Linked DNA regions of Homo sapiens: regions 1, 2 and 3 are each linked to region 4. The links are chromatin contacts, found by Hi-C or POLR2A ChIA-PET in ENCODE. All regions are on one chromosome and are shown on one strand. The core of a region is the stretch at or near the end of the contact, and the rest is flanking DNA. Distances in the headings are between cores, read along the strand shown. Region 1 holds the start of ABRAXAS2 (abraxas 2, BRISC complex subunit). Region 2 holds the start of FANK1 (fibronectin type III and ankyrin repeat domains 1). Region 3 overlaps HTRA1 (HtrA serine peptidase 1). Region 4 holds the start of PPP2R2D (protein phosphatase 2 regulatory subunit Bdelta).

Region 1 (2,760 bases), core at 44-2,543, 7.1 Mb before region 4:
AAAATGACCGGTTCCTGCCTTAACTGATGACATTACCTTGTGAAATTCCTTCTCCTGGCTTAGAAGCTCCCCGACTGAGCACCTTGTAACCCCCGCCCCTTCCCACCAGAGAACAACCCCCTTTGACTGTAATTTTCCACTACCTACCCAAATCCTATAAATCGGCCCCACCCCTATCTCCCTTGCTGACTCTCTTTTCGGACTCAGCCCGCCTGCACCCAGTTGAAATAAACAGCCTTGTTGCTCACACAAAGCCTGTTTGGTGGTCTCTTCACACAAACGCGCATAACACTCCTGACCTCAGGTTAACACTCCCCACACACGCCCCCCCCTCCCAAAGTGCTGGGATTACAGGCATGAGCCACCGCGCCCGGCCTCAAATGTTGGCTTTTTGTTTTGTTTTGTTTTTGAGACGGAGTCTTGGTCTGTCACCCAGGCTGGAGTGCAGTGGCGCGATCTCGGCTCACTGCAAGCTCCGCCTTCCAGGTTCACGCCATTCTCCTGCCTCAGCCTCCTGAGTAGCTGGGACTACAGGAGCCCGCCACCACGTCCGGCTAATTTTTTGTATTTTTAGTAGAGACGGGGTTTCACCGTGTAAGCCAGGATGGTCTCAAACTCCTGACCTCGTGATCCGCCCACCTCGGCCTCCCAAAGTGCTGGGATTACAGGCGCGAGCCACCACGCTCAGCCTAAATGTTGGCCTTTTTTTTTTTTTTTTTTTTTTTTTTTTGAGACGAAGCTTCGCTCTTGCTGCCCAGGCTGGAGTGCAATGGCACGATCTCGACTCACCGCAACCTCCGCCTCCCGGGTTCAAGCCATTCCCCTCCCTCAGCCTCCCGAGTAGCTGAGATTACAGGCATGTGCCACCACGCCCGGCTAGTTTTTGTATTTTCAATATAGACAGGGTTTCTCCATGTTGGTCAGGCTGGTCTCGAACTCCTGACCTCAGGTGATCCGCCCGCCTCGGCCTCCCAAAGTGCTGGGATTACAGGCGTGAGCCACTGCGCCCGGCTAGAATGTTGTCTTTTAATACTAAGGTTTCACTTGCAAAGGGAAAGAACTGTTTGCGGAACTATCAACCGCTGTCTGAGGCGTGTCGGGAGCGACACCCCTGCGGAGGATACGGTGCCGGGGTCCTTCCGATCGCAAAAACCGGCGTTCCTCAGCCTTCAAGACTGTGAGCGCTCAGGGCCCTCGGCCGCTGCCCGCCGCAGACTCCACTTCCCATGATGCCAAGGGGTCGGGCCGTCCGGAAGGCCGTGTGCCCTCCGCGGGGCATGATGGGGTAGCTGGAGATTTCCATCATGGCGGCGTCCATTTCGGGCTACACCTTCAGTGCTGTGTGTTTCCACAGCGCCAACAGCAACGCGGACCACGTAGGTGCCGGGCCCCCTGCCGCGCCCGCTGGGGGCTTTCAGCCTCTGTCTCAGGCCGGCGCTCGCGGCCAAGCCGGGACCTCATGCGGCTCGCCCCCTGGGCACCAGGGCCGGCCGGAGGAGCTGGTGACCCGGGCGGCTCCCGCCCCCGGTGAGCTCTTGCCTCTGGGGGCTCCTTCGCCCCTGGGACAGGCCCCCTGGCTTCGCGCTCTCAGCCGCTCGGCCGTCCCGGCACAGCCGTCTCCCGTGCAGCAAAACTGTCCCACCTGGCCTCCTGCAGTGTCAGGAGTCGCTCGGTGGAAACCGAGCGCCTGCCCCTCCCTGAAAGTCAGGCTTCTAGACTTAAGAGGGGCGCACGGGGTCGGGAAGGAATCTAAAGGCCGGGCGTTTAGTCCAGTAGGCGAGGTACTCAGCCCCGCCCGCCGGTCTCGCAGGTTGTCGTGGGGGTGCTGCGAGTGAAACCGTGGCTGTCACTACTGATACTTGTTAGACACGGTTGTGTGTTTTCTTCGCCCTGATGCAAAATGGAGAATGTATACAGGAGCGTTCGGTGCAGGGTCTATTTTGTATTTCCTTGAAGTTGCGTGTTTAGTTCTTTGTGACTAGTTCTTTCACTAGTCACAGTGAAATAGGGAAGTGACAGGCCCACTACTGAGTGATGGGAAATGCATAGGCTGTGAGCCCACAGGAGGAGCAGATCCTGTCTGTTTCAGTGTCTTTATTTTACAAATTGTCTTTTAACGTCATTGGCCTCTGATTGGAAATGCTTTGTGAAACTAGATCACTTCTCTCTTAAAGGAGGTATATAATTTGGCCACCAAATTGGGGGATTATTTTAAGTGATGTTAATAGTGAATGATTCAAACTCATTAAACCTATGTGTGGGGTTTTTGGTTGTCATTACAAAGCAAAATGGTACACTGCAGAAGGAGGAACTGCATTTGGTTTGATGTCAGCAATCTTAGCTTCCATTAATAAAAACTGATTTCACAGGGAGGTGATTCCATTAGTAAATTGAATGCAATTAAATTATTGTACCTTTCATCTCTTCAGTGTTGATGGTAGAACTTAATGATAGGAATAGGAATATATACATCATGGGTTTTTCCAGAAGCAGCTTTGAAGACTATGGCCTAGGGTACTACAACCAGCTATTTAATAATGTAATATAGTTCCATATGTAAGGGTTTGTGATACCCCTAGTGTCCATGGACTATTAAAAATGGGTCCTTTATTTCTTGAATGCCTACTAATATCACAGTTTATGTATATGGCAAGATTACTGTAAGAACAAGCAGCTACCTGTTGAAAAAAATTAATTCAAGAGATATCCCTTAATATCTACTCTGCAAGGCGTGGTGCTTGACTTCATAGAAATTTTCAC
Region 2 (3,181 bases), core at 276-2,775, 6.0 Mb before region 4:
TGTATATATCACGCTGCTTGTCAATATCCACACATAAACCTTCTTGTTTTGACAATTAATCTGAAAAAGTCCCCATATAGTCTGAGAGGGGGAAAACCTAATTTGGAAGAATATAATAAATGTCAGTTTCCATCACAGAATATATGCTTCTCAAGTTCAATTAACCTCTCAATGATTCCCTAAGAGGAAAGTAATTCTCCTTAGTGTCCTTGTCATCCATGGAGTGGAAATCTTTCTACTGGCAAGATTAGTAATCACTTCCATGACCCCCAAAACGGCTCTTCCTTCCATTTCCCTCAAGTACTGTCTGGAGCAGCGGTTGGAATTAATAGAGGGGCCATAATCTCCAGACCTGAATACCAAATCAATCCTGCAGCCCCCCACACCCTTAATGCCCCTGCACTTTCTTGCTTATCCTTTTTCTCTCGTCTCCATTTTTCTTTCCTCCTTCTGGTGTTCCGGAACCTATGATACTCTCCTGGTTGTTTGAATTTTTACAACCTACCAGATAATAATCTCTTGTGATCCTCAAAGCTTCCTTAAAGCAAACCCTGAATCACTGTGTTTTAAAACCAGTATGAAAGACTATTGTGTGGGATAATGTTACATTGTTTCACAGCCCTACAAAGTTTGGCCACAAAACGTGTGGGCAGATTCCGTAACTCAACCGGAAACGCGAAGGACTGAAACAAATCAACACACAAAAAACGAAGCCAGCGAGAAAGATCCAACCCGGGCCCCCTGCCTGAAATGGGACACGGGGATGACGGGGCAAAGCCGGGCAAAACCGTGCTCCTGGCTCTCGCGATTCAGGAGACGCGCCAGGCTCACTGGGGACGACAGCGACGACGGCGGCGGCTCGCATTGCTCCACGCTTCCCGTCAGGGGGGCTCGAGGGACCGCCCCAGGCCCGGCCCATGCCCGGGCTCGGAGGGAGCCCCTGGTGCGAGGGCTGCCCGCAGGGCTCCGTCCTCCCGCTGAGGCGCGGCTCCCGGAGCAGGAGGCGCGGAGGCCGCCCTCGGCGTTTCGGAGTCGGGGCGGGGAACGTCCACGGCCAACTGCGGGCAGGGGACCCCCAGGCGGCTACAACAGGTGCGCCGGGGCCGCCCACCCGGCTCGGGGCGCGCCCGCCCCTGCGCCGACCCCCGACCCCTTCCGCCGCCGGGGCCCCGCTGTTACCTGCAGCGGCGGCTCCCGATTCCCGGGAGGGCGGCCCAGGGCCGGCGCCTTACCCGCGGGCAGGCCCACTCGCCCGACGGACGCCGCGGGTCGGCGACAGCGGGGACCGCGGGTCGGCGACGTCGGGGCACAGGTCCTGCGGGGCCGCGGGGGCCGCCAGGGAGGGCGCGACCGCCTGACCGGGCTTCAGGAGCAGTGTCCTCAGCCGGTGACCTGGCCGCTACCCTCGCTCAGTGTCCCCGGCGACGCGCGGGTCCTCACGCGCTCCCTCACTTCCTGCGGCTTTTGGTCCCTCCCGCTCGCCGTCCCTTTAGTTCTGCCCACTTCGCCTCCGGGTTGTCAGGGCAACCGTAGCGACGCCGGCCCTGGCTGAGAGGCGTTAGGAGTCCGGGGGTTCGCCCGCGGAGGCCGGGGAGCAGCCGACCATGGAGCCCCAGAGTAAGGGAGGCCCGGGCTGGAGCTGGGACCGGGGCGGGCGACCGGGCTGGGGCTCCCCGGGAACGAGTGTGGGCGCCCCGCGCGCGACTCCGCAGGTTTCAACGCTCGGACACGGAAATACGGTTTGCGTCTCCTCGCGCTTTTCTCTCCTGGAGAGGGGAGAAGGGGGCTACATCCTGCCAAGTCTGTATGGTTGGGCCGCCGGCGCCCTAGAGTCCGCGCTGGGGGCTGGGAGCGACTGGAGAGCCCCGAGGTATGGGTGGGGAAGGGCGCAGCGACCCCAGCGTGCGTCTTCCTGAAACTTCGCCCGGACGGTTCCATTTACTCCTCCTCCTACTCATGATTTTAGTTTGGTAGTTTGGTTCATTAATTGTAAGTAGCCCATTTTTCTTCTAAAATGTCAGCAATTAAACACGTCCGAGGCTGGGTCTTGTATTTATTAGAGACCCCGTCTTACTCCCCGCCCCCCGCCCCACACCCCTAGTCTGCGACTTGAAGGAGAGAGAGAGAAAAGAAGAGCTTTGTCCAAGTGTATTTGATTCATTCTTAGGGGTTCTACAAGTTAGGACACTCAAAAAATGTTTGTAATCTCTTTTTCTGTTTTCCCATGTTGCTTTCGATGTATGGCAAAAGTTGTGCAGTTTTGAGTTATCAGATCTAAACACGAGCTCTAACTTACTATTTTTGTTGTTGTTTTTACCTTTCCAGGGACTTTGTTTCAAGGCCTTTCTTTCTCTGCCCCGCCTAAGCTGTCTTATTGTTCCTTTTGTTCTCAAAATAAGGGGAGTGTTTTGTATGGAGACTTAAAATTTATCTAAAACCTTTATAGAAGGATGCAGTTTGACTCTCAAACCAAGTCGTCTTATCTTGTACAATTTCAGAAATGAAGAACTCAGACCAAATCTATTCTCTGGGGAAAATGTTGGCATTTTTAAAGGTCATTCGTTTTCCACCAAGAAAGTTTCAAATACTTTTCCTTTTAACTCATTTGCTGAGGAGAAAGCTTGCAAGTTGTGACTTATAGTTGCTTGATAGATTTTGTACAGTATTTGTCATTTGCATTTACAGCTCTTTGGATTCTACATTTTTTTAACCTAGTAAAAGAAATTTAGCATACAAGAACGCTAAAATTTTTGTTTTATGTCAAACTGATGGCAGGCTGTGTATATTCCCGCCTTAGAGAAGTGAGTTGAAATATACCTTTTAAAAACAGCAACTTGGCCTGGCCCGGTGGCTCACGCCTGTAATCCCAGCACTTTGGGAGGCTGAGGCAGGCGGATCACGAGGTCAGGAGATTGAGACCATCTTGGCCAGCATAGTGAAACCCATCTCTACTAAAATACAAAAAAAAAAAAAAAAAAAAAAAAAAAAAAAAAAAAGCCAGGTGTGGTGGCGCGTGCCTGGAGTCCTAGCTATTTGGGACGCTGAGGCCGAGGCAGGGGAATCGCTTGAACCCGGGAGGCGGAGGTTGCAGTGAGGCCAGATTGCACCGCTGCACTCCAGCCTGGTGACAGAGCGAGACTCCATCTCGAAAAAACAAAAAAAAGAACTTTATTTCTTCAGA
Region 3 (3,098 bases), core at 240-2,739, 9.4 Mb before region 4:
TTCATTTTTTTCATTTGTGTGCTCTCTCTTTCTCTGTTTTTGCACACTGTCCTCTGTTCTCCTTCTCCTTCTCTTTTTCCTTTTTTCTCCCTTCATCTCCCCATTTATCTGATCTCTCCCACCTGAACCCCTTCTACCCTGCTGCCCTCCTGTCCATTCTACCTTCTCTACTCCCCTCCCTAGACAGTAGTAATCACATGTCAGTTGGAGAAACATGATGGCAACTTGGTCACACCGTTCTTCTCAGTCTGTATATGTCGGTGATCTCAGTGCCCATCTGGCAGATCCTTCCTGCCCTGGCTCTTCTGCTCACTGCGACCACCCTTGACTTTGTGATCACTGATAACCTTCACCTTCTCTAATCTAAATCCCAAGCTTCTCACTCTTGGTCCACCACCTCCCAGCCTTGTCCGTTCTGAACCCTGAACGGAAGCTGAATGGAACCCTGAACGGAAGGGTTCTGAAGCTGTTCAGAACCCTGAATGGAAGCTGAAATATCAATGGGCCATTGCTTTTCACAGTCCTCTGTGAAAGATTACTGGCCAAGCCAGCATCTGGAGAATTCCTGGTCCACCACCTCCCTGTCTGGAGAAGCTGGAACAGCCAGCTGCATGAGCATGTGACCCGTGTACTCACAGGCCCTGTGCCCTGAGCTCGCTGTTTTAATTTTATCTTTGAATTTGTATTTTTGTGAATAAAGCCCTATGAGCTAATGGAGCATGCTCAGGGAACTTGGGGCTTTAGCTCAGGCTGGATTCCTCCTGCTGCCTCCCCAGTCCCTGGTCCCCTGAGAACTCCAGCCCCATCTGACCTTCCCTTCCCTGTCTCTATGCAGGGGTCATTGCTACCCTCTATCCCTGGAAAGGATGTAGGCACAGGGCAGTTCTAGGTTCCAGCTTGGGCACCGCTTAACATCTTGGTGGTGCAGGGATCAGGCTGATGATACCGTGGTTGTTCTGTGGGCTACTGGGCAGGGTCAAGCCACTCCCACCCTGATCCAGGTACCTAATGCACCCGACACAGAAGCGGCAGTGTCCTTGGGGTCATCCATTATCCATGTGTTGGAGGAGTGGGACCCTAGGGAAGATGCTTGGCTCGACTTCCCCACCCCTAGCCAGGGCACAATCAGAGGTCCAGGGGCTGGTGGGCACAATGCCAAGTCGTGAGGCCTCCAGTGTCTGCGCTCACTGTCCCATAAATAACCACAGTAATAACTAGCAAATCAAAAACATTGTGATAGGTCGAGAGAGACAGCATGTGGAAGAAAGGAAAAAGCTTTCTATTTTAGTACCTTTAACAGTGCTTTCTGTATGCTTTATGAACAAGGAGCCTGCATTTTTATTTTGCACTGGGCTCTGCTAATTTTGTAGCTGGTCCTGCCCCCTAGTAGCTCAAGTCAGCAAATCTTTGGTTCATCTGAGTCCACAGTCCGCTGACCCGCCCTTTTTCACAGTTCCTCCCCTGCCCATGTGCTCACTTCCCTCCTTACCCAGCTTGGCGCACTCCCTCAAGCAAGTCTTTGGATGCTGACATCCCCCGTAAACAACCCTTCTGCGGCCTGGTTTGATTTTCCTTAGGAGACATGCAAGTTCTATAGCACTGTTTCTTGCTGGGTATGGAGGATGTGCTATTTTGTCCATTGCATATTTTTTAAAGAAAATGAAAGGTTAGCATAACTGTTTCCAGAAGGCACATTGAATCACTCAGTTGAGTCCCAGCCAGTTGCTGCAATGTTAGCCTTTGAAGCAAACTTGAACCAACACAGGACCAGCCTAGAAGTCCCAGCCTCCAGAAATGATGCAGTGGATTCTGCAGATTCAGCAACAACAATATTTTTGTAACTCAAGAGCACTTAGTAATTTTCAAAGGAGAGAAAGAAGTAATTGACTTGGCTTATTAGGTTGAAAAAGAGTTGCCAACTTTTTCTTTGGTTTTGATGTTATTGGTTTTTTTTTATTTTTCTTTTCTCCAAGCTTCAGGGAATGAGATTGAATGAGCACTCAAGTGCTACTAGGCAGAACCCTGAATGGAAGGAAGCTGAAATACCGATGGGTCATTGCTTTTCACAGTCCTCTATGAAAGATTACTGGCCAAGCCAGCATCTGGAGAATTCTAGGAACGCCCCCTCCTCTTGCAGCAGTATAAGTTTGCGGGGATCATCTGACCCCATTGGGGAGTTGTATGAAAAAGGGGATTTATTGGGGACCCTGTTGCCTGTTTGGATCTTACTTACATTTAACTATTGTCTGCTAATGGATTTTTTGGAAAGCAACCAGGTTTTCCGTAAAGAATAGCTAATTGTCAGAGCTGAGATGACCATTGGAGATCACTGGGCTCAACTCCCTAATTTTAGAGGTGCTAAAACCGCAATCCAGAGAAGCTAATCAAGTGGTTCAAGGTTGTAGACTGAGTTCATATAGGACCAAGACCCAGCCCAGATGTCCTACTGTCTGGGACAGTGTTCTCTCAGCATACGTGGAGCCTGAGGGGGTAATGTGTGTGCGTGTGTGTGCATGTATGCATATACACATAGGTGTTTTGCCTAAGTTTTCACTTCTGCCCCACCTTGGTTGATCTTGGAGAATGAGCCTGAGGCGCGCTGTCAACCTGGGGGCCTCATTCAGCACAGGCCCAACTTTTCTGCCCTGGGGGAGTTCCAGCAGTTATGGTTCATCTGTGGTTCAGTTATGGAACTCACACCACACATAGTGCCCCCAAAACCGAGGCTGCGTGCACAGACCTCCCCTCCCTTCCCGTGGTGGGCCCCTGCTTGGGTTCTTCCTAAACTTCCCCTTTGCCCTGCTCTGTGTTATACCCTCTCTGGTCCCCTGTCCCTGTGGAGTGATCCGGGGCACAAGGGCAGCTGTTTCCCCGCTGACCTCTGTGTGCCCTGAGCATCTGGGAGGTGGGGAGCAGGCTGGTGAGAAGAACACCTGGAGTGGAGGTTGGGGTCAGGGAGGGTCCCAGTCCCGGTACCACCCCCACCTGCTGTGGGACCTGCAGTCCCCTCATCAGCAGAACGGCTATGAAGCCATCCTGCCCATCCACAGGGTGGTGGGTCGTGAAGGCTGCATACCTGGCAGAGCGGGAGAAGCTCT
Region 4 (2,751 bases), core at 20-2,519:
TTGTCTGTCTCCCCCACTGAAAGGTAAGCTCTACCAGGGCTGAGATTTCTCTGCTCTGTTAACCTCTCACCCCCAGGGCTGTGGAGTGTGCCGCACGTGGCAGGAGCTGTCAATAAATAATATTAATGGAGTGGACGAATGTTCCTGATTTGCAGCGACTGTCTTTTAGTGGTGCAATACCATCAGTGCCCACCGCAGCTACCCTGAAAGAAGTTCTGATTCCGGACATCAATCCCATAGGGACAGTCCCCCTGATGATAGCTCGACTTCAGATTTTTCAACTTTACGACGGGTAGATTGGGTATTAGATGCATTTTTGACTTAGGAAGGGCTTATTTGCGGGGAGGGTAGCCCCACTGTAAGTCGAGGAGCACCCATGATCGCTCAGTATGCCAGAGAAAACCACCCGCAAATGAAACGATCGGCCCTGTTTCCCTAAGACTGCACTGGGAGCTCCAAGAACCCCTAAGGTAGCCATCTGGTGAGCAACGGTGCGCTCCGAAAGGGAGGTGGACAGGATTGGGAGACCGAGGCCGGCAGATGGCTCGAGCCCAGGAGTTCGAGACCAGCCTGAGCAACATAGACCCCCGTCTCTACAAAAAATTTAAAAATCAGCGAGCCTGGCGGCGCGTGCCTGTGCTCGCAGCTACTTCCGAGGCTGAAGCAGTAGGATGGATTGAGCCCAGGAGGTCGAGGCTTTTAGGGAGTCGAGATCGCGCCCCCGCACTCCAGCCCGGGGAACAGAGCGAGACTCCGCGTCGGGGGCAGTGGGCGGGAGGCAGCGCTCAGGTACGGCGCGCTCAGGTGAGGCCGGCCCACATGCCCGCCCACCGCCGCCAAGCGCGTCCTCCATTGGCGGTTCCACGGAGAACCCACGTTTCCATTGGCCGATGCGGGATGGGGGCGTGTCCGGCCAAGCGGCGCCCTGAAGGCGTGTCCGGCCGCAGCTTAGGCTCTCCGGGAGTCCCCGGAGAGTAGGGGCGGCCGGCGGCGCTAGTCTTCTGGGGAGCGCCGGGTGCACACCGGACCACTGCGGGAGGCCTAGGGCCGAGGGCCGAGGAGCTGGCCTGCGCCCGGCGACCCCGGCTTCCCTCCGCAGTCGCCCAGGCGTCCCTTCCCCCCTACAGCCGAGCGGCGCCGGGCGCAGGCGCATTGGGCGCCCCCGGCAGCCCCCGCGGCCCGCCCCGTCCGCTGCCCGTCCGAGGAGGCGGAGGGCGATGACGTCATCGAGCGGGGCGACGGGCATTGGGCGCCATTTTGAAAAGGGAAAAAAATCCCTCCCCGGCGGCGGCGGCGGCGGCGGCGGCGCCGGCGGTGGTGGCGGCCCCGGGGCTGAGCGCTCGGCTGCAGCGGCGCGGAGGCCGTCTCCCTGGTCTGCCGCGGTCCCCGCCCGTCCCGCCGCCGGCTGCCATGGCAGGTGAGGGGTCTGCGCGGGCCGGCGGGGACCACGGGGGCGGGCGGGGGCCGCGGCCGGCCTGACCGCCCCGTTGTGTTTGCAGGAGCCGGAGGCGGCGGCTGCCCCGCGGGCGGCAACGACTTCCAGTGGTGCTTCTCGCAGGTCAAGGGGGCCATCGACGAGGACGTGGCCGAAGGTGAGCCCCGCGCCGCGCCCCGCCCCGGGACCCTCGCGGACAGCTCCCAGCCCGGCCGCGCGCGGCCTCCGGGCCCCAAGCGTCCGTGGAAGGCAGGCAGGAGGATGGGGGCCGGGCGGGGCAGGGGCCAGGGGCCGAGCTGGGGGCCGTGATCGGGGGGCGGCCGTCCTCTGTCCGCTGTCCCGGCCCGCGGGGCACGGGCGGAGGCGTCGGGCCCGCGGCGGGACTTATGTAAGTCACCAAGGTCACGGGCGGCCGGGTCCTCCGAACCCAGCGCCTGGGGCTGCCTCCTGCCCGGGGCGGAACCGAAGCCCGGGGCTGCCTCCTGCCTGGGGCGGAACTGAGGAGACCGCGGCGGAGCCGGGGACGGGAACGGAGTCCATATCGTGCGCTCGGGCAGCGCGGCACAATGGCCCAGAGGCTGGGAACGCGCCTAGGGCTGGGTCGGGGCCTCGGCCCCCACCAGGCTCTGCGTTTCATCGGCGGTGCGCTCTTGAGCGAGCTGGTTGCCTCGGCTCCCTGATTCTTAAGGTCTGCTTTCTGCGGTTCTAAAATCCTTGAATTTTACTGTGAGGTACTGCTACTTTCTCTACTGATATATTTTAAGGTCTCTATTCCAGATTTTAGTCTTGAACTTCATGGTATTACTTGAAGTTCACTGGTCTTTTCCTTAAATCATACTCTCAAATTGGCCCAGGCACAAAGTTTTAGGGTGGTGGGAGGGAACTGGGAAGTGCCTCCCACCCCAGCTTCCCATGAAGCTTACCTGTCACCTTAAAGTTAAAAAGCTATGTAGCTTTCCTTTTTCACCGTTGAATGGAGAACTTGGTCGAGTCTTAGAAGTTTGATTAATATTTCAGATTCAGAGTCATAGTGACTTTTTTGTTGTTGTTCATACATCTTACTGAACATTGTAAACCTTTAACCTTTTCTTAAAAATGATTGGTGTTTGCACCAAATACACCTTCCCTGCCTCAAGTTACTAAAAGCCCCTTGTCAGACGTCCTGTTCACTTCCCTCCATCTCGGCCCCCCCAACCCCGTGAACTTTTACTCCCTCTTCCCTACCCTGTACCTCTCCCTGGCAGTGTCTGGTTTGGCACATGACCCCTGAGGACATCTGGAGATTCTGCGCCCCCTGGGACAAACAGGGCCTAGGT

What was found. A loop is a pair of places that touch in the nucleus more often than their neighbours do. ChIA-PET counts read pairs that join two places held with the same protein, here RNA polymerase II (POLR2A). Pooled maps may share reads with other maps.
Region 1: a loop to region 4 is called in a pooled map, with 5 times the contacts of the local background. The contact joins the promoter of ABRAXAS2 here to the promoter of PPP2R2D in region 4. A Hi-C loop is called at or near these places in 5 of 50 pooled maps. POLR2A ChIA-PET finds 5 or more read pairs at or near these places in 2 of 52 experiments (GM10248 and GM12878).
Region 2: a loop to region 4 is called in a map with no recorded cell type, with 15 times the contacts of the local background. The contact joins the promoter of FANK1 here to the promoter of PPP2R2D in region 4. A Hi-C loop is called at or near these places in 3 of 37 single-sample maps with no recorded cell type and 6 of 50 pooled maps.
Region 3: POLR2A ChIA-PET joins it to region 4 with 11 read pairs in RWPE1. The contact joins the enhancer-like site here to the promoter of PPP2R2D in region 4. POLR2A ChIA-PET finds 5 or more read pairs at or near these places in 2 of 52 experiments (RWPE1 and activated CD4-positive, alpha-beta T cell).

Annotation. Positions count from the first base shown.
Region 1 is chr10:124,800,526-124,803,285 of GRCh38, forward strand. It overlaps ABRAXAS2 (abraxas 2, BRISC complex subunit), which reads left to right and starts at 1,294. Exons shown (of 9, transcript NM_032182.4): 1 at 1,294-1,376. The coding sequence starts at 1,305. RefSeq lists enhancers at 893-1,447, 1,120-1,389, 1,448-2,001 and a silencer at 1,490-1,569.
Region 2 is chr10:125,895,039-125,898,219 of GRCh38, forward strand. FANK1 (fibronectin type III and ankyrin repeat domains 1) reads left to right here and starts at 1,526. Exons shown (of 11, transcript NM_145235.5): 1 at 1,526-1,617. The coding sequence starts at 1,605. It also overlaps a transcript of DHX32 not described here. RefSeq lists silencers at 1,031-1,110, 1,331-1,410, 1,571-1,710, 1,802-2,096.
Region 3 is chr10:122,498,115-122,501,212 of GRCh38, forward strand. The region is part of intron 3 of HTRA1 (HtrA serine peptidase 1); the gene reads left to right. Among named protein-coding and RNA genes, the nearest start is that of HTRA1, 38 kb to the left of the region's middle. Within about 2 kb of position 1,490, at least 11 of the 41 ENCODE cell types and tissues checked have a DNase peak (open chromatin) inside an H3K27ac peak, as active enhancers do.
Region 4 is chr10:131,899,739-131,902,489 of GRCh38, forward strand. PPP2R2D (protein phosphatase 2 regulatory subunit Bdelta) reads left to right here and starts at 1,270. Exons shown (of 9, transcript NM_018461.5): 1 at 1,270-1,417; 2 at 1,500-1,592. The coding sequence starts at 1,411. RefSeq lists an enhancer at 530-629 and silencers at 870-1,379, 1,450-1,849, 2,030-2,079.